Regions from separate parts of the Homo sapiens genome. Here region 2 is linked to region 1. A link is an interaction called in ENCODE POLR2A ChIA-PET data of the cell type or tissue named here. Cell type or tissue: MCF 10A. All regions are shown on one strand. Links, peaks and the distances in the headings refer to the core of each region. The heading gives the core; the rest is flanking DNA. Region 1 overlaps DGKB (diacylglycerol kinase beta). Region 2 overlaps SCIN (scinderin).

Region 1 (12,668 bases), core at 4,295-9,294:
TCAGACAGCCAGGAATATATAGAAGTTTATCACAGCCCATATGAAAGTTTGATTCCGAGATCTCTTGTTAAATCTCTGGCCAATCTGCTGGTTAGCTGCTGGCCCTAAAGTCAGTTTCACAAACTCAGGCTAGCTATGACACTGGCTCTCCCTGTTCATTTGCCACAGATATCACTACTGTAAGTGTAAGTTGTAAAACAATGTTCTAGGCCATAGAGATTTTCTGGCTTCCATTTCAAATCAAGTCAGTTCCACTGACAATGAATCTACTTGTTTTCTTAGCTTATTCCACTCTGATAGAACTACAGCACCCAGGGAGCTGAAGGCTAATGAAGCAACCCAAATCTGAAATATCACTAATTAGAGAGTTCTTATCTGAGGCTCAGTAGTTTTTCCTAAATAAACATTTCTCATTTTTTTTATATGCTTTGGTCAATTTCCAGTGGTTCTCAACAGAGGAGAATTTTGCCTCTTCCTGGAAGACATTTGGCAATGTCTGCTTGATTGTCATGACTAAAGCAGGGTTTTTTTGCTAACTAGTAGGTAAAGTTAGGAATGCTGCTAAATACGCTTACTGCATGGGACAACACCTCAAATACAAAGTAAAGAATTATACAGCTATACAGCTCAAAATGTCAATAGTGTCGAGGTTGTAAAACCCTTATATTAGGAAACAGAAATACACTTGACCTTTGAACAACACAGGTTTGAACGGCACTGGTCAACTTATCGATTTTTTTTTCAATAAAAGTTATACCCAGTGTAATTTGCCTCCCCTTTTACCTTCTCCACCTATTTTGCCTCTGCCACCTCTGGGAGAGCAAGATCAACCCCTTCTCTTCTTCCTCCCCTTTAACTTACTCAATCTGAAGATGATGAAGATAAAGACCTTTATGATGATCAACTTCCAGTTAATGAATAGTATATATATTTTCTCTTTCTTATAATTTTCTTAACATTTTCTTTTCTTTAGCTGACTTTCTGGTAAGAATACAGTATATAATATGCATAACATACAAAATATATATTAATTGGCTTTATGTTATTGGTAAGGCTTCCAGTCAACAGTAGAGTATTAGTTGTTAAGTTTCTGGGTAGTCAAATGTTATGCTCCAATTTTTTTGTCTGCAAGAGTGGTCAGCACCCCTAACTCCCATGTTGTTCAGGGGTCAATTGTATTTAAATACAAAAAGTCAAGGTGTTTGAAAAAGAGAAATGATACAAAACCAAAAAACTTGAAAAGGAAAGCTATAATAGAAATGAGACAGAAAATGGCAGAGAGTAACAACAACAACAAAAATTCGTAATGTTAGCAAAACTGAAAGCTGCATTATTGAGAAAAGTTAATCAGACCTATTGAAAAATTGACTTTGCAAAAATACTCTATAGAGAATTATAAGTAAACAACATATGGTGAAAAACAAAAAATTTAAAAAAGTAATAAAAATAATGATAAATATATATTTATATATATTCCAATTGAAAAAATATATACCTAATTGAAAATATATTATGACTAGTATGAGATTATAGCAAATTTGCCAAATATAAAATCAACTTAAATATTCACTAGTATATGCTTATATTAGCAATAATCAATGACTTTCCAGAAACAATAACAAAAAAATTGAAAGTATCTAAGAATTAATAAAAAATACACATGACCTATATAAAGAAAATGTTAAAACTCTCTGCAAAGACACACAAGATCAGAATAAATGGAGACATTTTCTATTCTTATATGAGATTTCTTGATATAATATTCAATTAATTTATACATTTAATATATAACTATGCAAGATTGGAGCTGGATTTTATAACAAACTTATTTAAAATATGTATGACAAAATAGCTAAGTCAATTTTAACAATAAGGAGAGAAATAAATTTGTTTTACTAAATTATACATGCTACAATTGAATTGGATAATTATAACAGAATGGTCCTATGAAATAATAGATGAATGAACCAATGAGGAAGTACAGAGACACATATTGGAACTTAGTATAGGGATGGCACAAAAATTCACTGAGGAAATGGCAGATTACTTAGTTGATAATGTTCAAACCTAGCTTCCTAGAAAGAAAAAACTTTTGTTAGAACTCTACCTCATATTATATAAGTACACGCCAGACTTATTAAAGATCTAAATTTAAAAGATGACATTTAGAAACTAATAAAAACTATGTGATAGAATGTTTATGATTTTAAGGCAGATCAGAACTAATTAAACAAATAAGGTGGCTTTGACTGAGTTTTCTTTTAAAGGGTCTTGTTTCCTTTGACTTGGGCCTCCTTTACCTGAGCATAATATGGGGATTAGGGGGATAAAGAGAGGAGGCATTCCTCCCTGAAAGATTTATTCCTGCCCCAGGGACACAAAATCTCAATGCTCAGGGACATAATCAGAGCAATAGATCTTCTACCTTGAATGTCATTCAACAAAGTCATCTACTCAGCAGCTTACATTCCTCTTCCTCAATCAATGAATCTAGAATATAATGAAATAAAATAAATTGTCTCAAATCATTCCTGAATATATAACAAATAGTGGAGTTGAAGGATTTAAAGCATATGGGATGCATCTCAACTTTATGCTATAACAGCATGAAAAAGCTTCAGATGAGCACGTAGTTTGTACTTGAAATTGTCTTTAGGAACCCTTCTGCTGTCTAGTTACAAAGTGATTTCCAAGTTTGATTCTAATCTCAGTATTGTTTTCATTATTTCAACTATCGTCCCTTATTTACTGACAGCTAGCGCTGTACAATATACAAAGAACCTTGCCTCCAATTTTTAGAAAGCCCGAGGTCAGAAATATGTAGCTATATCACCTTCATATTCATTGTTATAGACCCTTTGTATTATTCAGAATGGGTTGACTGCTGGTACAAATTATCCGTGGTCTGACAATGAATAAAAATCAGTTTTTCCTCACGTGACAGGTCAGGATAGGTTAAAAATTGGGGAGAGGCTCTGCTCTATGTTGTCAATCGGTGACCCAGGCTCCTTCCATCTTGACAGATAACCTTCTCTATTCAACAACTGAATGGCTAAAGAAAGTGGATTTTTTTTAGTGGGCCCATACCTGGAAGATGTAGCATCATTTCCACTCATAACTCACTGGCCAGATCTCAATCACTTGCCTGCACATAATTGTAAGAAAGCTGAGGAAATAAATTTTGTCTGCCTAGGTAGAAAGGGAAATTGATCAATAACTAGACACTATGGCAATTCCTTCTTTTTAATGCTTTTCCAATTTAGCCAGAACTATCGGAAATGATCCTGAAATCATAATTAACTCTAAAAATAGATATTCTTCCACAGTGATGGTCCATCAATAAAAGCATATTTATTTAGTACCTTCTATGTACCAGGTACTGTTTGAGGATTAGCAATGAAAATGATAGAAGTCTGTATAGTCACTAAGCTTACATGGCAGTGAGGTGAAAGAAGATTGTCATGAGATGCTAGACAGATGGACATTAGAAGCAAAAGCCAACTACAGATATCTTTAAATATCCCAGGAATAAAACTTTCTACCCCATTAGTTTAATTTCCATAGTTGTTTCTTCATTCACTTGTTTAATTAAACAAAAAAACTAAGCACTTATTTTTTTCAGGCTCTAGGGTTATGGGAGTAAATTAAAGACACAGGTCATCTGGCTGGGTGCTGTGGCTCACGCCTTTAATCCCAGCACTTTGGGAGGCCAAGGAAGGCAGATCACCTGAAGTCAGGAGTTCAAGGCCAGCCTGGTCAACATGGTAAAACCGCACCTCTACTAAAAATACAAAAATTAGCTGGGCATGGAGGCACATGCCTGTAGTCCCAGCTACTTGGGAGGCTGAGGCAGGACAAGTGCTTGAACCTGAGAGGCAGAGGTTGCAGTGAGCCGAGATCGCACCACTGCACTGCAGCCTGCACAACGGAGTGAGACTCCATCTCAATAAAAAAGATATATATATATATATATATCTTTATTTATAATTGGATAATTATATATAATTATCCAATATATAATTATATATAATTATATATAATTATAATATATAAATATATAATTATATAATTATATATAATATATAAATATATATAATATATAAATATATAATTATATATAATATATAATATAATTATATATATAATATATAAATATATAATATATATAATATAATTATATATATAATATATAAATATATAATATATATAATATAATTATATATATAATATATAAATATATAATATATATAATATAATTATATATAATATATAAATATATTATATATATAATATAATTATATATATAATATATAAATATATAATATATATAATATAATTATATATATTATATATAAATATATAATATATATAATATATAAATATATAATTATATATAATATATATAAATATAATTGTATATTATATATATAAACATATAATTATATATTTATATAATATATATAAACATATATATAAATGGATAATTTTTTATATATATATATACAGGTCATCTCATTATTAGAACTTGGAGTTTAATGATGCAAGGAGATATTTTTAAAAAGCAAAAAACCAATGCACAAATACAACATTTTTGAAAATTATGATAAATGCTGTGAAAGAAAACAAAAGCTACCATGAAGGACATCAACCGTAGATCTGAGAGTCAGGAAAGGCTTATATAAAGAGGATGCATTTAAGAAGAGATCTGAAGAATATACATAAGTGAGCTGGACACCAAAGAGATGTCATGAGCATACCAGGCAAGTATAACTGTATGTGAAAGACTTGAGGTAAGAAAGAGCTTAGTGCCTTCAAAGCTCTGCTAGGTCAATGTGCCTGGAGCATGGAGAGGGATAGGGGGAGTGAGTAACATGAAAGGCTGCTGTTAACACAGCTGCCACCATGTCTCGAAGTCTCCTGTAGGACTATGGTGTGATATTTGCCTTTTAAGTGGTAGGTCACTGAATAATTAAATAATTATCATTAGGGAATGAGGTAACCCGATCCATTTGCAGCAGAAATTCTTCTACTAAAGGTGATAGTTGGATATTAATTGAAAAATAAAACAATTGTCATAAAAATGACACAAACAACTTTAAATGTTTTCTTTCTACCTAAAATCTATAAATATAATTGAATTGGCCATCTTCCCTCATAAACCCAGCCAATGTCTTATTTTTGAATGTCAGTCACTGAGATTCTATAAACTCTGCCTTGTGTAAACCACAGTCCATAATAAACCATCTATTATTTTCAGTTTCAGTTTATTTAGAGTAAAAACTCAGAAGACACTTGTGAAGCCATATGAGTAAAATCCTTCTAGATACTTAAAATTGTTTTTAAAAATCTTTTATAATTATTACCCTTACATATAATTATACAGCAAAGTTTCAGCATTACATTTATATTACATCTTCCTAAAGCATTTGATTTAGTTTCTATAAAATGATTCTTTTTAAAATTATACTTTCCAATTATATGTGATTAAATTATATAAGTATAATGGAAAGTAAAACAGGCATAAACAGGTTTGGAAACAACACAAGCGACTCTTGGTCATCATAAACCTCAAAAACTAAAAAGAAAAATGTGCAGATTTGCTAGACAATAGTCTGTTAACAATATTCAGATTCAATATAATTTATGAAGAAAAAATATTAATCTGGCTGCTCACTTAAAGGAAGCTCAGTTTTTAAAAAAATTACTATATTAAAAATCATTCTGGTGGTCACATGGCGAATGACATGGAAGTTTTCAAGAATGGAAGCAAAGAGACCATCCTAGAATATCTTCTAGTAAAATAAGAGACAGATGAGTACACTAAGAGCCATGGATACTGAAAAAAACTGGAAAGACTTAAGAAATATTTTGAAAATAAAATCGACAGTGTCCAGGGGATGGAAGGAAATAAAATATCCTGAGGTTTTAAGTTTAACAACTAGGTGGTCTCATTTACTGAGATGGGCTTAATTATTTATGATTCAGGTTTAGTGGAGGATATAAAGACATGCTCAGTTTGAGGTGCATGTCATAGTGGAAATTTCAGGGCTATGGTTGGATATTTAAGTTGGAAGCTTAGAAGACTATCTCACTTAGGGAGAATTTGGAGTCATTGACATATTTATTTCTATATGGCTTTATGAATCACCTTCCTAAAATTCAGTGGCTTAATATGCTAACCATTTTATTATTCACAAGTCTGTGTGTCAACTGGGTGGTTGTGCCTTTAGTGGAAGATTACCTGGAGCTATTCTATGCTGGTCTCCCTCATATATCTGGCAGTTGGTTCTAGCTGTTAGTAGGCTGATGATGATAATGGGCCATATGACTCCCAGCATCCAACAGGTTAAGCCAGACTTTGTTACATAATGGTGGAAAAATTTTCAGTAGAAAAAGAGGGTAAAGCCCAATGCAAACCTCTTGATGCAAACCTCTGTTTGCATCCAGCTTGCTAATGTGTCATTAGCCAAAGAATATCACATAACTAAGCTTATATTCAAGGAGAGAAGATATAGAATCTACCTCTTGACGGAAGACAGTTACATTGCAAGGGGACATTCAGGAATGGGAGAAAGTTTATCCATTATTTTCCATCTACCTAAACATATACTTAAATCAGTGTGGACTGACGAGATTAATAGGGAGAGCTCAAAAAGAGAAGAAATGGAACTTTAGGATAAAGCCTTGAGGTTTACTAATACCTAGAGTCTACTAGAAGAAGATGGCATGGGAAATGCCCTGGAAAACAATGGCCAATGAAGCAGGAGGAAAACAAAAAGTATATAATGTTCAGGTAAGCAAAAAAGAAAAAAAAAGATTAAGAAAAGAATGGCCGACTAAATAGAAAGCTGCTAAGAAGTCTGGTAAAAACAGGACAAAACTGAAGAAATTGGGCCAGTGAAGATGCATCTATAAAGACTATATAGTAACAGAGATAAGAAATTTTCAAGAGGAATTTTTAAATTCCATTTAATATTAAAATACAAATAACCAGAGTGATATCAGCAACATGGCAGACTAGGAAGACCTACATCTTCTTCCCCTGACAAACATATAGCTTCAGAAATCTTTTACAGACTAATTCCCTTTGTGAGAAATCTGAAAATCTTTGAAATGCTACTGTACCCTGGGATAATGCAAAACCAGACTCATTTAAGTTGGTAGGGAGAATTGGGTTACCCTCTCACTGAAGACCAGGCCCAGGCACAGCATCACATGATCAGTAAGAAAACCCTCAACCCCCAGCTTTACTTAGAGGAAGGAAGAGGTTAGTTTGAATGTCCAGCACTTCCACTTTTCCAAGGTATCTCCCTGGAAGACTAGTTTCTGTCTTTCCAGGTGGAACACTAATGGCTTCAGCAAAACCAGCCACCTAGGGGAGAATACAGGCAGTGGCTTAACTAATGGATACCATTGATCCTTCCCCTTGCTCAGCACAGAGCAAGCAGACAAAAATTTTCAGCTCTCAGCTTCTGCCTGCTTAAATAAAAAGTAGCTCCATGAGTTCATCACACAAATTTCTCCAGGGCTGCCCAAAGAGCTAGCATTTGTCTTACCAGTCTTGAAACTCTGATGGGTCTAACACAGAGCTGCCTTTAGGAGAACAGAAATGGTGGCTTGTGCTAGCAGAAACCATAGCTTTTTCATTCCCCTGGCTGAGCACAGAGTGAGCAGGAAAACTACAGCAGCTTGCTTTTCTCTGAGGAAGGAAAACTTGGTGAAGACCCCAGAATATTTCACCTGGCTAGTTGTTGGGGGTCTTTTCCATACAAGGCTAGTCTGTGAAGACAGGGAGAGGTGAATGTTTTGTCTAATGTGCAGATTACATAAACATAGAGAATCAAGAAAAATGAAAAAGTAGACAAGGATATTCCCAACAGTGGACCAATTAAACCACCAAGAACCAACTTAAAAAAAAAAAAAAAACAGAGTTGTATGATTTATCTGACAGATAATTTAAAATAACTCTTATAAAGATACTCATTGAGGTCAAGAAAATAACGCATAAACAAAGTGAGAATTTCAACAAAAAGATAGAAAATATTAAAAGGTACCAAATAGAAATCATGGAATGGAAGAAAACAATAATTGAACTAAAAAATTCACTCAATTCTGTCAACTCATTAACAGACAAAATGGCACTTACCACTTTGAAGATTTCAAGAATTTTAGAAGTTTTTTGTCAAGAAACAGGGAAAACCAAATATATATTTCATTACAAGAGTTAATCTCCAAAGTATAAGTAATTTCCACAAGTAAATAGTAAAAAAATGAATAACCTAGTGAATTACTCTGTTCTCATGCCGCTAATAAAGACAGACCCAAGACTACGTAATTTATAAAGAAAAATAGGTTTAGTGGACTCACAGTTTCACATGGCTGGGGAGGCCTCCCAATCATGGCAGAAGGCAGAAGAGGAACAAAGGCGTGCCTTACATGGTGGCAGGCAAGAGAGCGTGTACAGCAGAATTCCCCTTCATAAAACCATCAGCTCTCCTGACACTTATTCACTATCACAAGAACAGCATGGGAAAGACCTGCCCCTGTGATTCAGTTACCTCTCACTGGGTCCCTCCCACAACACATGGCCATTATTACAATTTAAGGTGAGATTTGGGTGGGGACACAGCCAAACCATATCTTCCCACTATTGGTCCCTCCCAAATCTCCTATCCTCACATTTCAAAACACAATCATGCCTTTTCAACAGTCCCCCAAAGTATTAACCCATTTCAGCATTAACTCAAAAGTCCATAGTCCAAAGTCTAATCTAAAACAAGGCAAGTCCCTTCTGCCTATGAGCCTGTAAAATCAAAGGCAAGTTAATTGCTTCCTAGATACAATGGGGGTACAGACATTGGGTAAATACACTCATTCCAAATGGGAGAAATCGTCCAAAACAAAAGGGAAGTCCAAAATCAAATAGGGCAGTCATTAAACCTTCGAGTTCCAAAATGATCTCCTTTTACTCCATGTCTCACATCCAGGTCACACTGATGCAAAAGATAGGCTTCCATGGCCTTGGACAGCTCCACCTCTGTGTCTTTGCAGGGTACATCTTCCCTCCTGGCTGCTTTCACAGGCTGGCATTGAGTGTCTGCAACTTTTCCAGTGCAAGGTGCAAGCTGCCAGTGGATCTGCCATTCTGGGGTGTGGAGGATGGTGGCCCTCTTCTCACAGCTCCACTAGGCAGTGTCCCAGTGGGGACTCTGTGTAGGGGCTCCAACCCCACATTTCCCTTATGCACTTCTGCATGCTAGCAGAGGTTCTACATGAGGTCCCCACCCCTGTAGCAAACTTCTTCCTGGATATCCAGATGTTTCCATACATCCTCTGAAATCTAGGTGGAGGTTTCCAAACCTCAATTCTTGACTTCTATGTACCTGCAGGCTCAACACCATGTGGAAGCTGCCAAGGCTTAGAGCTTGCTGCCAAGGCTTGGGGCTTGCACCCTCTGGAACCACATTCTGAGCTGTACCTTGGTCCCTTTTAACCACAGCTGGAGTAGCTGAGACATGGGGTACCAAGTCTATAGGCTGCACACATGAGGGGGGCCCTGGGCCCAGCCCATAAAACCATTTTTTCCTCCAAGGCCCCCAGGCCTGTGATGAGGGGGGCTGCCACAATGTCTCTCGCATGCTCTGGAGACAGTTTCCCCATTTCTTGGTGAATAACATTGGGCTCCTTGTTACTTATGCAGATTTCTGCAGCAGGCTTGAATTTCTCCCCCGAAAATGGATTTTTATTTTCTATTGCATTGTCAGGCTGCAAATTTTCCAAACTTTTATGCTCTGCTTCCTCTTGAATGCTTTGCCACTTAGAAATTTCTTTCCTCAGATATCCTAAATCATCTCTCTCAAGTTCAAAGCCCCACAGATCTCTAGGGCAGGGGCAAAATGCCACCAATCTCTTTGTATAGCAAGAGTTACCATTGCTCCAGTTCCCAAGTTTCTCATCTCCATCTGAGACTACCTCAGCCTGGATCTTATTGTCCATATCACTATCTTCTGAGCCCTCCAAGTCTCTAGGAAGTTCCAAACTTTGCAACATTTTTCTGTCTTTTTCTGAGCCCTCCAAACTGTTCCATCTTCTGCCTGTCACTCTATTCCAAAGTCACGTCTCCATTTTGGGGTATCTTTAAAACAGCACGCCACTCTTGGTACCAATTTACTGTATTCATCTGTTTCCATGATGCTAATAAAGACATACCTGAGACTGTGTAATTTATAAAGAAAAATAGGGTTAATAAACTCACAGATTCACATGGCTGGAGAGGCCTCACTATCATGGCAGAAAGAAAAGGAGGAACAAAGCCACATCTTACATGGTGTCAGGCAAGAGAGTGTGTGCAGGGGAACTCTCCATTATACAACCATCAGCTTTCCTGAGACTTATTCACTATCATGAGAAGAGGACGGGAAAGACCTGCTCCCATAATTCAGTTACCTTCCACTGGGTCCCTCCAATGACATGTGGGGATTATTAAAATTCAAGGTGAGATTTGGATGGGGACACAGCCATACCGTATCACCTAGCTACAAAATGGGTAGAAAATTGAACAAACTTTTCTCCAAAGAAGACATTCAAATAATGAACCAGTATATATTTCTAAATGCTCAATATTATTAATCATCAGGGAAATTCACATCAAAAGCACAACGAGATATCATCTCATACCTGCTAGAATGGCTATTGTCAGAAACAACAGGTGATTGTGAAGATTTGGAGAAATTGGGACTCCTGCATAATGTTGGGATGCAAAATGGTATAGCCACTATGCAATACAATGTGGAGGTTTCTCAAAAAATGAAAAATAGAACTGTTGTATAATTCAGCAATTCCACTCCTGACTATCTAAAAGGATTGAAATCAGGATCTTGAAGAGAGATGTTCACACTGTCATGTATATTGCAGCACACTTTGCTATAGCCAAGATATAGAAGCAATATAACTGCTCAACCACAGATGAATGGATAAAGAAGATGTGGTCTATACATACAACTGAATGTTATTCAGTTTTTTAAAAAAGAAAGTTTTGCAATATGCAACTAAAAGGATGAACCTTGAGGACATTATCCTAGATGAAATAAACCCACCACAGAAAGACAACTACTTCATAATTGCATTTATATGAGGTATATAAAATGGTCAAATTCATAAAACTGAAGAGTGGAATTGTGGCTACCAGGGCTAGGAAGAGGGGGAAATGGAAAATTATTAATCAACGGACATAAATAAAGTTTCAGTAAAGCTAGAGGGATAAACTCTAGTGATATGTTGTAAAACATTGTACCTATACTCAACAATAATGTATTTTATACTTTGTTAAGAAGGTAGATCTCATGTTAAGTCCTAAGTTCTGATGTTGTGTTCTTACAACAATAAAAAAAGAGAGGAGAAAGTAAAAAAGAAAAAGAGGAGAAAGACTAAATATAAATATTTCACTACATCACAAGGGTTAATCGCCAAAATATGTAATTAGCACAATTAAACAGTAAAAAAAAAATCTAATAACCTAGTTACAAAATGGGCAGAAGATTGAATAAATGTTTCTCCACACTTAAATGAAAGAAAAAGAGAGGAAGGCAAAAAGGAAGGGAGGGAGAAAGGGAGGGAAGAAGAGAGGAAGAGAGGAAGGGAGGAAGGAAGGAAGGAGAAACAAAAGAAAAGAGAAGAGAAAAGAAAAGTAAAAAAAAGAAAAGAAAAGAAAAAAGAAATAATTTGAAGATGCTTAAGTTAGAAATAGCCCAGTGCCCAGAGGGGCCAAGTGACATCCTGGAGTTTCACTAAATAGCTGCTATCACAACTCTGTTCACAAATGTTTGAGATCCAAGGCTTTGACATCTCAGTGACTTTAGTATTGTGATTAGGCAACTGCTAAATATTTTATTTTCAATGCATCAAGTTTTTGAAATAATTTAATAAATTCATGATGTAACAAAAAATTCAATTGACAATAGTAGTTGAGTTTTCTAAAAATAAATTGTATAGTATAAACCCCATTACCTCTAAGGGGCATATGCTGTAGGTAATAGAAGGTTGCATAAGATTATTGCTTTTACCCCAGAACTAAGGCCCAACCTGAATGCATACTAAAGAGACTGCCTGTATTTTAGGTCAGCTACCTTTACAGAGGGTTTTTTGAGGGATTTCAGTTCAGAATGAGCAGACCATTACCCTCTACGCTGTGCCCCCTTCCTCCAAAATGATGTAGGAGGACTGCAGAGCAAAAAGTAACTGGGACTTTAGAGACATAACATGATATAGTGCATAGGGAGAGATTCTTCAATAAACTTGGTATATGTAATTGATAAAACTGCAAGGAAAAATAATTGATTTTATAGGTTATTCTAGCCTAAAGTACTACAGAAATTTAGAGATAGAAAAAGTCTATATGCTAAGAAAATTGATGTAATTACAGAGTATTTCTACATTTTTGAAAAAAGTCACCATTATGTTGGACATGGTGTTAGGTCATGTTGGTCACAGGGAACACATCCTAGCACATTTCACACACACCTGTGGGCTTTCCCAGGGGAATATTTGGAGGCTTCTAAGAAAATAGGGACATGCAGGTGATCTGCTTTGTTCAATTGCTTCAACTCTCCTGATTCAAATGGATGCTGGAGACCAGGGGCAGCTGGGAGCTAGTATGTTTTGGCTTTGTT
Region 2 (12,668 bases), core at 4,833-9,832, 1.9 Mb after region 1:
TTGTGGCACCATTCTTTTCTCCGGTGACACTGGAAGTGAAGAGCCATCGGCCTGAGGCTAATCTTGCTCCAGTGCCTAGATCTATTTACCCCTGCTTTTTCTCAGTACCTACCATCTCTTATTTAACTTTATGCTGTGCTCTGAAACTTTACATTTGTACTAGTTATTTCCCTGCAGTATGCAAATATTTTCAAGGCTTTTACATTCTTAAAAAATCTGCAACCCCAGATCCTGCTGTACTTACTGGGCTTTCCATTGCCATGACTGCCAAACTTCTTCAAGAGTATTTCCTGTACTAGCTTTTTCTGTTAACTCATTTTGCTGAATCCAACGAATATTTCTGGGATTTTTATCTTCCTTGAATATGCAGCAGCTTTGACAATACTGACACCTTCTCTTTTTCCTGGATTTCTTTTTTTTTTTTTTTGAGATGGAGTTTCGCTCTTGTTGCTGAAGCTGGAGTGCAATGGTGCGATCTCAGCTCACTGCAACCTCTGCCTCCTGGGTTCAAGCGATTCTCCTGCCTCAGCCTCCCGAGTAGCTGGGATTACAGGCATGTGCCACCATGCCTGGCTAATTTTGTATTTTTAGTAGAGATGGAGTTTCACCATGTTGGTCAGGCTGGTCTTGAACTCCTGACCTCAGGTGATCCACCCGCCTTGGCCTCCGAAGGTGCTGGGATTACAGGTGTGAGCCACCACACTCTGCTCTTTTTCCTGGATTTCTTTGATGCCTCAGTCTTTTCCTTCTCCCCTCCTCCCTCGTCCTCTTCCTCTCAGGCTCCTTTGCAGATTTTATTTTCCGTATTGTTTATCTGTCTGAGTTCATTTGGACTGCTACAACAGAATATTATAAACTGGTTGGCTTATAAACAACAGAAATTGATTTCTCACAGTTCTGGAGGCTGGGACATCCAAGTCAAGGTGCTGGCAAATTCAGTATCTGCTGAGGGCCCACTTCCTGGTTTATAGACTACTGTCTTCTCCCTGTAACTTCAGATGGTGGAAGAAGTGACAGGTCTCTTCTCTCTCAGACTCCTTTTATAAGGGCACTCTAAAGGGTTAAAGTCAAGGATGTATATAGCTCAATGATTTCTTACAAAGTGAGAACCCCCTAGATCTTTGCAGTGTTGTATTTTTGGGACTTGTGTATATGTGTGTATTCTATTTTATGTGGGTTTTTTTTTTTTTACAACGAACATGTGCATGGGTTGAATTATGCCTCTAAAATGATTTGTCCATGTCCTCATTATCAAAAACCAAATATGTCCTCATTTAAAAAAAGGATTTTTTCAATGTGATTAAATTAACAGTTTTGAGCTAAGATCATCCTGGATTAACTGAGTGGACCCTAAATCCAATCACAAGTATCTTTACAAGAGAAGACACAGTGAAAAAGGACATAAAGGAGTCAGAGATTGGAGTCATGATGCCACAAACCAAGGAATGCCTGGAACCACCAGAATCTGAAACAAGGAAGAACTCTCTCCTAGAGCCTTTGTAGGGAGCATGGTCCTAAAGACACCTTGATTTTGAACTTCTGGCCTCCAGAACTGTGACAGAATAAATTTCTGTTGTTTTAGACTACCAAGTTTGTTAGGACATTCCTGGGGAAATAATACAGCATGTATAATCATTATGACAGCAATAAAGTAAATATTATTAAATTACAAGATTTGCAGTCCTCCCCCTCCCCCTACCTTCTAAGGAGGCAAGCAGCCTTTGCCAGCTGAGCAAGCTTCTGATTGTTGTTTTGTCCTTGATCATGTCGAAGGGTAGAATTGAGCTGAAAGCTGAGGATTAAACTCTGATTTTTTTTAATCTTGCCCAAATTCCTATCTAAGGGGTCTGGGGAGTCATGCCCTCAGACGGGTTTTATTTTACCCTATATACCATGATTTACTTTCCAGCCTGACTCTGGCATAACATTACGAGACAAAGAAGAAAATCAAAATATTTTACCCCAAAACATGTTTCTTTGCCATATTTTGAAATGGCACTGCAAAGCTGTTCTTTATGGGGGAAAATTTGTGTCTGTAAAGAATCTCTATTAACATAGCTAGATCTTTTTCTTCCAGACCCTCCCAATCCTAAAGAGATTAATATCTGAATAGGAAACATTTGTCATCTATTGTCTCTAAGGGCAGCCACTTCAGAAGAACTTTGGTCTCCACGATCTTTATCTTAACTTGAACATTCCCTTTCTATCAATTCCAGGTCTTTAGACAAACTCAACCAATTGTCAACCAGAAAAGATTTAAATTCACCGATAGCCAGGAAGCCCCGCCGCTTTGAGTTGTTCCACCTTACTGGACCAAACCAATGTATTTCTTAAATGTATTTGATTGATGTCTCATGCCTCTCTAAAAATGTATACAACTAAGCTGCTCTGGGACCACCTTGGGCACATGTTCTCAGGACTTCTCGAGGGCTGTGTCACGGGCCATCATCACTCATATTTGGCTCAGAATAAATCTCTTCATATATTTTAAAGAGTTTAACTCTTTTCATCGACAAAGCCTAGGATAATGAGGTTGGGATATGAATGAAGAAAAACGTTAGAAAAATGAGCAGCTTCAGGAAAGAACAGAAGATCTGGGGGAAGGCTTGCTCTGGGTTATAGCCCCATGGGCAATTTACCAAAGAGTAAAAGATGAGGCCCAAACATGACAATATCTCTGCTCTGACGTTTTGATTTTGTTAATTTTCATTTGATATCAATGAGTGAAGCCAGCATGAGCATCAAATACCCATATGCAACAATCTACATAACTGAAAACTCCAAGGCCACATGTGGTGTGTCATGCATGTCCGTGTGAAGAAGACCACCAAACAGGATTTGTGGGAGCAACAAGGCTGTTTATTTCACCTGGGTGCAGGCAGCCTGAGTCTGAAAAGAGAGTCAGCAAAGGGTGATGGGATTATCATCAGTTCTTATAGGTTTTGGGATAGGCGGTGGAGTTAGGAGCAATGTTTTGCAGGCAGGGAGTGGATCTCACAAAGTACATTCTCAAGGGTGGGAAGAATTACAAAGAACCTTCCTAAGAGTGGGGGAGATTACAAAGAAACTTCTTAAGGGTGGGGGAGATTACAAAGTACATTGACCAGTTAGTATGGGGCAGAAACACATCACAATGGTGGAATGTCATCAGTTAAGGCTATTTTCACTTCTTTTGTGGATCTTCAATTGCTTCAGGCCATCTGGATGTATATGTGCAGGTCACAGGGGATATGATGGCTTAGCTTGGGCTCAAAGGCCTGACATTCTTGTCTTCTTATATTAATAAGAAAAGCAAAACAAAATAGTGGTGAAGTGTTGAAGCAGCGAAAATTTTGGGGGGATTGGTATGGAGAGATAATGGGTGACGTTTCTCAGGGCTGCTTCAAGGGGCGGTGTGGGAACCCAGAGTGGGAGAGATTAGGCTGAAGGAACATTTTGTGGTAAGGGGTGATATTGTGGGGTTGTTAGAAGGAGCACTTGTTGTATAGAATGATTGGTGATGGCCTGGATGTGGTTTTGTATGACTTGAGAAACTAAATGAAAGACACAAGGTCCGAATAAAAGAGGAGAAAAATAGGTATTAAAGGACTAAGAGTTGGTAGTACCCAGGATGTCCAATTAGTGTCCAAGTGGATTCAACGTTATTGTTTGCTTGGTTGGTGAAATTTTGGGCTCTATCCTTGAGTTTTTTTATGTTGTCATATACCAGGGCAGATTGATTTAGGTAAAAACAACACTCTTCATTTAAAAATATAGAGTCCTCCTTTTTCAGCAGTGAGTAAATTGAGGCCTCGGCAATTTTGGAGGAAAGAGAAATGCAAAGCCAGCAACTGTTTGTTAAAGAAGGATTAGAAACGGCTAGGAGAGAGAATGAGATTGATAGTGTGGTGGAGACAGCTGGGGAGAGATAGAGGGTGGCATAAGAATGGGAACGAGAATAAGAGTGAGTATAAAAGTAAAGAGTAGGGCTTCATCAGGGCGAAAGTATTGGAGTGTGCCCTGTCAGCAAAGATCATCTATCCACTCTAAGAGGGAGTCAAGAGTGGCGGATGGTGGATAGATTTTCACAATGGAAAGGAAATGAGAGGTTTTAAGAGGCAGGCTAATGGCTTGTAACCTACATGGAAGAGGTTATGAAATGATGACAGAATAGAATGGGCCTGTGAGGCTGGAAGGAGATTTTATTTATTTATTTTTTTTTTTGGTCTAAGAACCATCTGCCTTGAGTGGAGAGGGATTGATAGGTGGAAACTTCATTTGGAGAGTAAATAGGAGTGACCAATGAGAAGGAGAAAAACTGGCCATGCCATGAGGGACAGAAATTGGAAAGCTAGCTGCTTCTTTAGCTACCTTATCAGCATAAACGTTGCCCTGAGCCATGTGACCTGATGCCTTTTGATGGCCCTTGCAGTGAACGACTCCAGCTTCCTTTGGAAGTAAAGCGGTTTTAAGAAGAGTTTTTATTAAAGAGGCATTAATGGTGGAGGACTCTTGCATAGCGAGGAAATTTGTCTTTGCCCATATAACAACATGGTGGTGCAGGATATGGAAGGCATATTTAGAGTCAGTATAAATATTGATGCGTAGTCCTTTTGCAAGAGAGAGGGCTTGAGTTAAGGCAACGTATTTGGCTTGCTGAGAGGTAGTGGAGGGGGGCAGAGTGGTAGCCTCAATGATAGATGTGGAAGATACTATAGCACAGCCTGCCTTTGCTGGTGTGTGGTGATTAGGCCTGGTGGAACTGCCATCAATAAACCAAGTGTGATCAGGGTGAGGAACAGGAAAGAAGGAAATACAGGGAAATGGAGTGAATGTCAGGTGGATCAGAGAGAGACAGTCATGGGGATGGGGGCAAGCCTAAAACAGTAAGGTTAAGTTGTTTGGACAAAAAGGCTGCAGAGCATGGTCTGGCTGTTGTGAAAGAATTTTGACTGCACAGCCCTGCACTTTAGCTGTGTGCAATGAAAAAGGTTTGGAATGAGTTAGGGAGATCTAGTGAGGGAGCACTCTCTAAAGCTGTCTTCAAGGAACAGAAAGAGGAATGGGGAAAGGATTTAGGATATATGGGATCAGCTAGGTTTCCTTTTGTGAATTTATATAATGGTTTTATTAGGTTGGCAAAACCAAGTATCTAAAGATGAAAGTATCCAACCATGCCCAGGAATGAAAGGAGCTGTTTTGTAGAAGGGGTTGGGGTTTGAGAGATCAGTCGGACATGATCGGCAAGGAAGGCGTGTGTGTTTTTATGAAGAACTACGCTGAGGTAGGTAACGGATGGAGAAGAAATTTGAGCTTTGGAGGCTGATACCTGATATCCCTTGGAGAATAAATGTTGAAGGAGGAGGAGGGTGTCTTGTTGAGAAGATTCAAAGGAGGGGCTACAAAATAGAAGGTCATGCATATATTGAATAAGGTGAGAAGTGGAGGGGTGGAAAGAAAGTCAATCATGAGAAAGAGCTTGGCTGAAGTAATGAGGGCTGTCCCTGAAGCCTTGTGGCAGTACAGCCCAGGTAAGCTGCTGGGACTGATGGGTGTCAGGGTCAGTCCAGGTAAAAGCAAAGAGAGGCTGGGATGAGGGGTATAGGGGAATAGTGAAAAAGCATCTTTAAGATCAAGAACGGAATAGTGAGTTGTGAAGGAAGGTATTGAGGACAAAAGAGTGTACAGGTTGGGCACCACAGGGTGGATAGGCAAAACAACTCTGGTTGATAAAGTGCAGATCTTGAACTAACCTGTAAGACTTGTCTGAATGTTTTTGGACAGGTAAAATTGGGAATTGTAAGGAGAGTTTATAGGCTTTAAAAAGCCATGCTGTAACAGGTGAGTGATAATGGGCTTTAATCTTTTTAAAGTGTGGCAGAGTAAGGGTGATTAGGTTTTAATGGGATGGTAAGGGGTGCATGATCGGTCTCCAAGGAGGGAGGAGAGGTGTCCTATACTTGCGGATTAAGGTGTGGAGATACAAGGAGAGGATGCAAAAGAGGCTTTGAACTGGGGAAAAGGGTGGTAATGAGGTGTGGCTGTAGCCCAGGAATAGTCAGGGAAGCAGATAATTTGGTTAAAGTGGCTTGACCTAATAAGGGAGCTGGGCAGGTGGGGATAACTAAAAAAGAGTGCATAAAAGAATGTTGTCCAAGTTGGCACCAGAGTTGGGGAGTTTTAAGAGGTTTAGATGCCTGGCCATCAATACCCACAACAGTTATTGGGGCAAGGGAAACACGCCCTTGAAAAGAAGGTAATGTGGAGTGGGTAGCCTCCGTATTGATTAACAAGGAGACGGACTTACCCTCCACAGTAAGAGTTATCCAAAGCATCTGTGATGGTCCTGTAGGCTTCCGAGGCGATCGGGCAGTGTCAGTCTTCAGCCACTAAGCCGAGAAGATCTGGGAAGGAGTCAGTCACAGAGCTTTGGCCCAGAGTTCCAGGGCCTCTGGGAGTGGCTGCCAGGTCGGACAGTCTGATTTCCAGTGGGGTCCCGCACAGATGGGACACGACTTAGGAGGAATCCCGGGCTGCGGGAATTCCTTGGCCCAGTGGCCAGATTTCTGGCACTTGAAGCAAGCTCCTGGGGAAGGAGGTCCTGGAGGAACCCCTGGCAGCTGTGGATCAGGCATTTGGAGTTCTTGTGTGCTGGAATGTGGCTGGGGTTTATCTCACAGTGGAGGCAAGGAATTGCAACTCAGAAATACATTTCTACTTGGCTGCCTCTACCTTGAAGGCGAGGTTAATTAAGTCCTGTTGTGGGGTTTGAGGGCTAGAATCTAATTTCTGGAGCTTTTTTTAAAGTCAGGAGTGGGTTGGGTAATAAAATGTATATTAAGACATATGGCCCCTATGGGTCTAGGGTGGTAGAGCGTCTAAGGGTTGTTGCCAAATGGGCCACGGACTGGCTGGGTTTTTAAATTTGATGAAAAAGAGCCTAAATTCTAACTGATTTGGGAGAGGTCAGATAAAGAAAAAGGAGCATTAACCTTGACTATGCCTTTAGCTCCAGCCACCTTTTTAAGAGGAAATTGTTGGCAGGTGGGGGAGGTCTAGTCGTGGAAAGAGACTGTAAGCTGGACAGGGTGTGAGGAGGGGAGGTGATAAAAGGATTATAGGGTGGGGGATCAGAGGCTGAGGAAGAATTGGGACCTGGCTCAGCCTGGCCAGGAGCAGCCTGGGGAGGAGGGGAGAGGTCAGATGAGTCCGTAGAAAAGGAGGATTCAAAGGACTCAGAACTTGGGGGTGGAGACTGAAGGAACAGACAGGAGAGAAAGAAGAAAGATTTGGGATGAGTCGCATTGGGAGCAGAGACTAGGGAGGGACTGATGTGTAAAAGAATGCCTGGACATCAGGCATCTCAGACCATTTGCCCATTTTTTTGACAAAAATCATCTAGGTCTTGTAAAATGGAGAAATCAAAAGTGCTGTTTTCTGGCTACTTGGAACTATTGTCGAGTTTGTATTGGGGCCAAGCGGTATTGCAGAAGAAAATAAGGCATTTAGGTTTTAGGTCAGGTGTGAGTCGAAGGGGTTTTACGTTTTTAAGAACACAGGCTAAGGGAGAAGATGGGGGAATGGAGGGTGGAAACTTGCCCATAGTGAAGGAGGTAAGTTTAAAGAGAAAGGTAGAGACATGGAGAAGGGGGGTGGGGAGCAGCCCTGGGCTGCAATGTGGGTGAGCAGCCAAAGCAGGCGTCCTCGCAATTGACTTTCCACCAACGGAATGTGGGTGAATGACCAAAACAGGCATCCCTGCGGTGATCAGACACCAATAGAGTGTGGGTGAATGACCAAAACAGGCACCCCTGCGGTGATCAGACACCAATGGAATGTGGGTGAATCATCAGGCAGGCATCCCCACCAGGATTAAACACCAAGGGAAGACTGTCTTCCCGAGTCTGTGACTGGCGCCAGAGTTTTGGGTCCACGGATAAAATGTGTCTCCTTTGTCTCTGCTAGAGAGGAAAAAGAACTGGAATTAGAGGGACAGGGGGATTGAAGGGTAGTGAGAGAGGCTGGAGGAGAGAGTGAAAAGACTGCTTACCCAATTTGAAATTGGTGAGATGTTCCTTGGGCTGGTTGGTCTGAGGACCTGAGGTCGTAGGTGGATCTTTTCACGGAGTGAGGGTGAGGACAGGGGACTGGTCTCCTGAAGGAGTCCCTCTGACCCGGGTCTTAGGCACCAAATGTCACACGTGTCCATGTAAAGAGACCACCAAACAGGCTTTGGGTTAGCAACAAGGCTGTTTATTTCACCTGGGTGCAGGCGGGCTGAGTCCGAAAAGAGAGTCAGCAAAGGGTGGTGGGATTATCATTAGTTCTTATAGGTTTTGGGATAGGCGGTGGAGTCAGGAGCAATGTTTTGCTGGCAGGGGGTGGATCTCACAAAGTACATTCTCAAGGGTGGGAAGAATTACAAAGAACCTTCTTAAGGGTGGGGGAGATTACAAAGTACACTGATCAGTTAGGATGGGGCAGAAACACATCACAATGGTGGAATGTCATCAGTTAAGGTAATTTTCACTTCTTTTGTAGATCTTCAATTGCTTCAGGCCATCTGGATGTATATGTGCAGGTCACAGGGGATATGATGGCTTAGCTTGGGCTCAGAGGCCTGACATGGTGTACTCTGTGTAAAGTGGGGAGCTAGTTATTTTGCATAGGGCAGTCCATGGTCAGGATTTGCCACTGTGCCATTTTAGCCAGCCACTGTGGCTCTTTCAAGACACTAAATATGGCTCAGACTAGGGACAGTGATTTGCACTGTTTACCTGTGATATCTGTCTCTGGGTTAAATATGGTATATAAGTTATGTACGCCATTTTCTTCCCCTGGATGACCATGGATATACTTATCCTGCAACTTATTTCCTTCATTAATATAAAGCCATCATGGTGGCTTTAGATATCCATGCCAAAATGGCACATGTTTGGAAGACTCTTTATCCCAACTTCAGGCATCACCAGTTAAGGGAATCTCCTGCTTTCATGGACAAATCTAGCTACCTGATTTCTGGCTTCTGGTTTTTGAAGGTGCTGTTCAAATACAGCCAAGTCTGTATTTACCTGTCTATTGTTTACCAGCTCATAGAGACATAGATTAAGTCCATAGACAAATGGGTGGTAAATGGTGCTTTTAAAAAACATAAATAGGGCTGGGTGCGGTGGCTCATGCCTGTAATCCCAGCACTTTGGAAGGCAGAGGAGGGTGGATCACAAGTTCAGGAGTTCAAGACCAGCCTGGCCAACATGGCAAAACTCCGTCTCTACTTAAAAATACAAAAAATTAGTCAGGTGTGGTGGCGGGTGCCTGTAATCCCAGCTACTCAGGAGGCTGAGGCAGGAGAATCGCTTGAACACGGGAGGCAGAGGTTGCAGTGAGCAGAGATCATGCCACTGTCCTCCAGCCTGGGTGACAGTGCAAGACTCCATCTCAAAACAAAACAAAACAAAAACAAACAACAACAACAAAAAACATAAATAGTGGTGTCATTGCCTACTTTCACCCCTCTGAATTTGTATGCTGAAAAATACAATAGCCATTCAAAACACTATACATTCTACAGTAATTACAATTTCTACTCGTAATATTCCATGAGTTGCCCAACTTTACTGATAAACTCTAATGCTATCTGTATCTAAAATAAATGATAGGATGTATATTAATACCTTGAGGACTCCTTCCCACAGCAGAGGGTGCAGCCCCAAGCTAGAGAGGAAAATCATACAAGAGAGTCTTGGCATCACCTTTCTGTACAACCAGGTTCCCCAAGCACCTGGCTCCTTCAAAATAATGGAGATAATCAAACAACATCAGTTGCCTCCCTTTCTTGTTTCATTGTATCCTCTGAACTCTGCCATAAACTCCATTATGCATGCCAAAACTCTAAAATGTGGAACAACATTGTTTCTCAGAAGGCATTGTGTTACTGAAGAATCCAGGCTCAGGTTCGTTGGAAAGGGAATGCATTAGGAGAGATTTTCACCTACATAGCATCTTTGGTGTGTCAATACTCCAGTGAAACCCTGCCCACATTCACCTCTTCCTTTGACCTTTCTAAGGAGTTAAGGGCCCTGCTCTATCATTCTCACTACTATTCCAGTTAAAGCTCATCAGTTCCCTGGGAGGTGAGATCTGGCAAAATATATTCCATCTAAGGATCACAAGCTAATGACAATGTCAAATAATTAGGAAAACTCAAATTTGCTTATTCTTGTTTACTGTTTACCTAGAAGTTGGCGTTAGAATGATTTGGATAACATCAACATTAGTTTTATTTCATGAATTATTAAAACCTTAGATTGAGTCACAGTGAACTTGCAGGGATATTTTAATTCAGTATTGTTTGCAATCAGCACAGAAATAATGGAAAACAATTTATGATGAGACATTTTTAGTAAAGGTGTCATTTTTATTATAATAACATCAAAAATAATCTCTCTAAATAAGATGGAGTTTGTCATGTTAACTAAATTAAAGCATCAATTTTTTATAGGCAACAGGAAATATGACTACTGAATTCTTATTCCTATAATAGAAGAAAAGTATATTAGAAATTATCATTCCGAAGAAATGGAGACATGATGAAATGCATGCAAATGCCATAGTCAATTATAAACTAGAAATAACATCTTAATAAGGGACTGATGTTGTCAAATAATACTTGGCTGCTTTTCACATCAATATGAAAAAGAGAAAAACAACACAGGCTGCAAAGGCCCAAGGGAAAATAATACCTCTGATTTGTCTTCCACTGATTGCATTATACAAGGAAATTGCTAAACAATATCTTTGTTTTTTTGCCAATGCAAAAAAAAAAAAAAAAAAAAAAAAAATATATATATATATATATATATATATATATATATACACACACATATATAAAACTTAAAAATTCGTGTCCAGATGCGGTGGCTCATGCCTGTAATCCCAGCATATTGGGAGGCCAAGGCAGGTGGATTTCCTGAGTCTAGGAGTTCAAGACCAGCCTGGACAACATGGCAAAACCCCATCTCTACAAAGAATTAGCTGGGCGTGGTGGCACGCACCTAGAGTCCCAGCTCCTGGGGAGACTGAGGTGGGAGGATTGCTTGAACCCAGGAGGCAGAGATTGCAGTGAGCAGAGATCGCTACTGTACTCCAGCCTGGGCAACAGAGTGAGAACCTATCTCAAAAAAAAAAAAAAAAAAAAAAAAATCATATTATATCCTTTAGTACACACATGTATGCATTTTTGTTGGGTACACACCATGGAGTGGGATTTCTGGATTATAGGATATGTGTATGTTCATTTTAGTAGAAAATACAAAAACTGTTCAAACCCATTGTATCAATTTATACTTCCCAAGTAGTGGATGTAAGCTCCAGTTTCACTATATCCTCTCCTGTATTTTTACTTGGCATTACCAAGTAAAATATTTGATTTTAGTCATTTCCTAATGAATATTAAAGTTGAGCCACTTTTTACAGGTTTTTTTTTTCTTCCCCCGAGACGGAGACTCTCATCGTCACGCAGGCTGGAGTACAGTGGCGCGTACTTTCGCTCCAACCTCCGCCTCCCGGGTTCAAGCGATTCTCCTGCCTCAGCCTCCCGAGTAGCTAGGATTACAGGCGCCCGCCACTACGCCCAGCTAATTTTTTGTATTTTTAGTAGAGACGGGGTTTCACTATGTTGGTCAGGCTGGTCTCGGACTCCTGGCCTCGTGATCCAACCGCCTTGGCCTTTCAAAGTGCTGGGATTACAGGCGTCAGCCACTGCGCCCGGCCTTTTTACAGGTTTAATGGCTACTTTTCTAACAGTTTTTGTGAAGTGCATTTATAAGCCAGTTTTTTCTCTGAGTTGTCCGTTTTATCCAAGAGCAAGAACACGGAATGAATGATAATTCTACATATGCGGGGCATTTGTAGGCTTTTAAATTCAAGTTCAGTTCAAATGAATTAGGTTTAAAATAAATGTTTAAAATAAATAAATTAGGTTTAAAATAAATTAGGTTTAAAATAAATAAATTAGGTTTAAAATAAATTAGGTTTAAAAGAAAATAAAATAAGTGTTTTCTTTCAGTTCAAAGTAATTATCTACCTACTTTTTCAGCAGAAGGGCTTGTGTCACTACACAACAGTATAAATTCACAGTATATAGCTTTGGAGAATGATTGGGACAAGAATTGCTTGATGACTGAATAATGAGTTAAGTGGACTGATGTTTTATGTTTATAGTGTGTTCCTAATCATTACTGGAGGCCAAAACATTGTTCAAAATACAATGTGAAGGCCATTCTCTTTACCAGAACTGCTAGAAATAAGTGGTGGGAAATATTATTTGATGAGCTATCTAAGACGAGAAGAGAACACTGAGGATTGTGCTTGAGAAGATACAGAGGATCTAAATGGCTCACCAAGGCTCTCCGGCACCAAGAGGTAAATGCAGGACCTCTGTTTGACTGAGTTGAGTATGAATTTCTTGAATCAGAGAGAAAAGATGAGGCTGACCTCTACTAACAGTAGGCTTCCTGGGTCTTTCTGTTCTTTCTTTCTTCTGATTAAATATTAGATAAATATGCCAATATATTGGTTTGAAGAGACACAAGCATATTAACTTGCTAGGGAACACCTGTATCTCTTTCTCCACATGTACCTAGTCTAATGTGTTTGGTTTTAGATTAGTACATACGTTTGGCAAATAT

What was found. Peaks named below come from ENCODE experiments on the same cell type or tissue, not always from the same donor. Only the 100,000 strongest peaks of a DNase experiment are listed, where the experiment ranks them.
Region 2: POLR2A ChIA-PET joins it to region 1 with 5 read pairs; 2 of 35 experiments call an interaction of 5 or more read pairs at or near these places.

Annotation. Positions count from the first base shown.
Region 1 is chr7:14,558,902-14,571,569 of GRCh38, reverse strand. The region is part of intron 20 of DGKB (diacylglycerol kinase beta); the gene reads left to right. Among named protein-coding and RNA genes, the nearest start is that of DGKB, 340 kb to the left of the region's middle. In MCF 10A, for the core only: no CTCF peak of the experiment used is centred there; no DNase peak of the experiment used is centred there.
Region 2 is chr7:12,655,725-12,668,392 of GRCh38, reverse strand. It overlaps SCIN (scinderin), which reads right to left. Exons shown (of 16, transcript NM_001112706.3): 16 at 8,211-12,668. Among named protein-coding and RNA genes, the nearest start is that of ARL4A, 26 kb to the left of the region's middle. RefSeq lists an enhancer at 7,469-8,018. In MCF 10A, for the core only: no CTCF peak of the experiment used is centred there; a DNase peak (open chromatin) is centred at 7,782.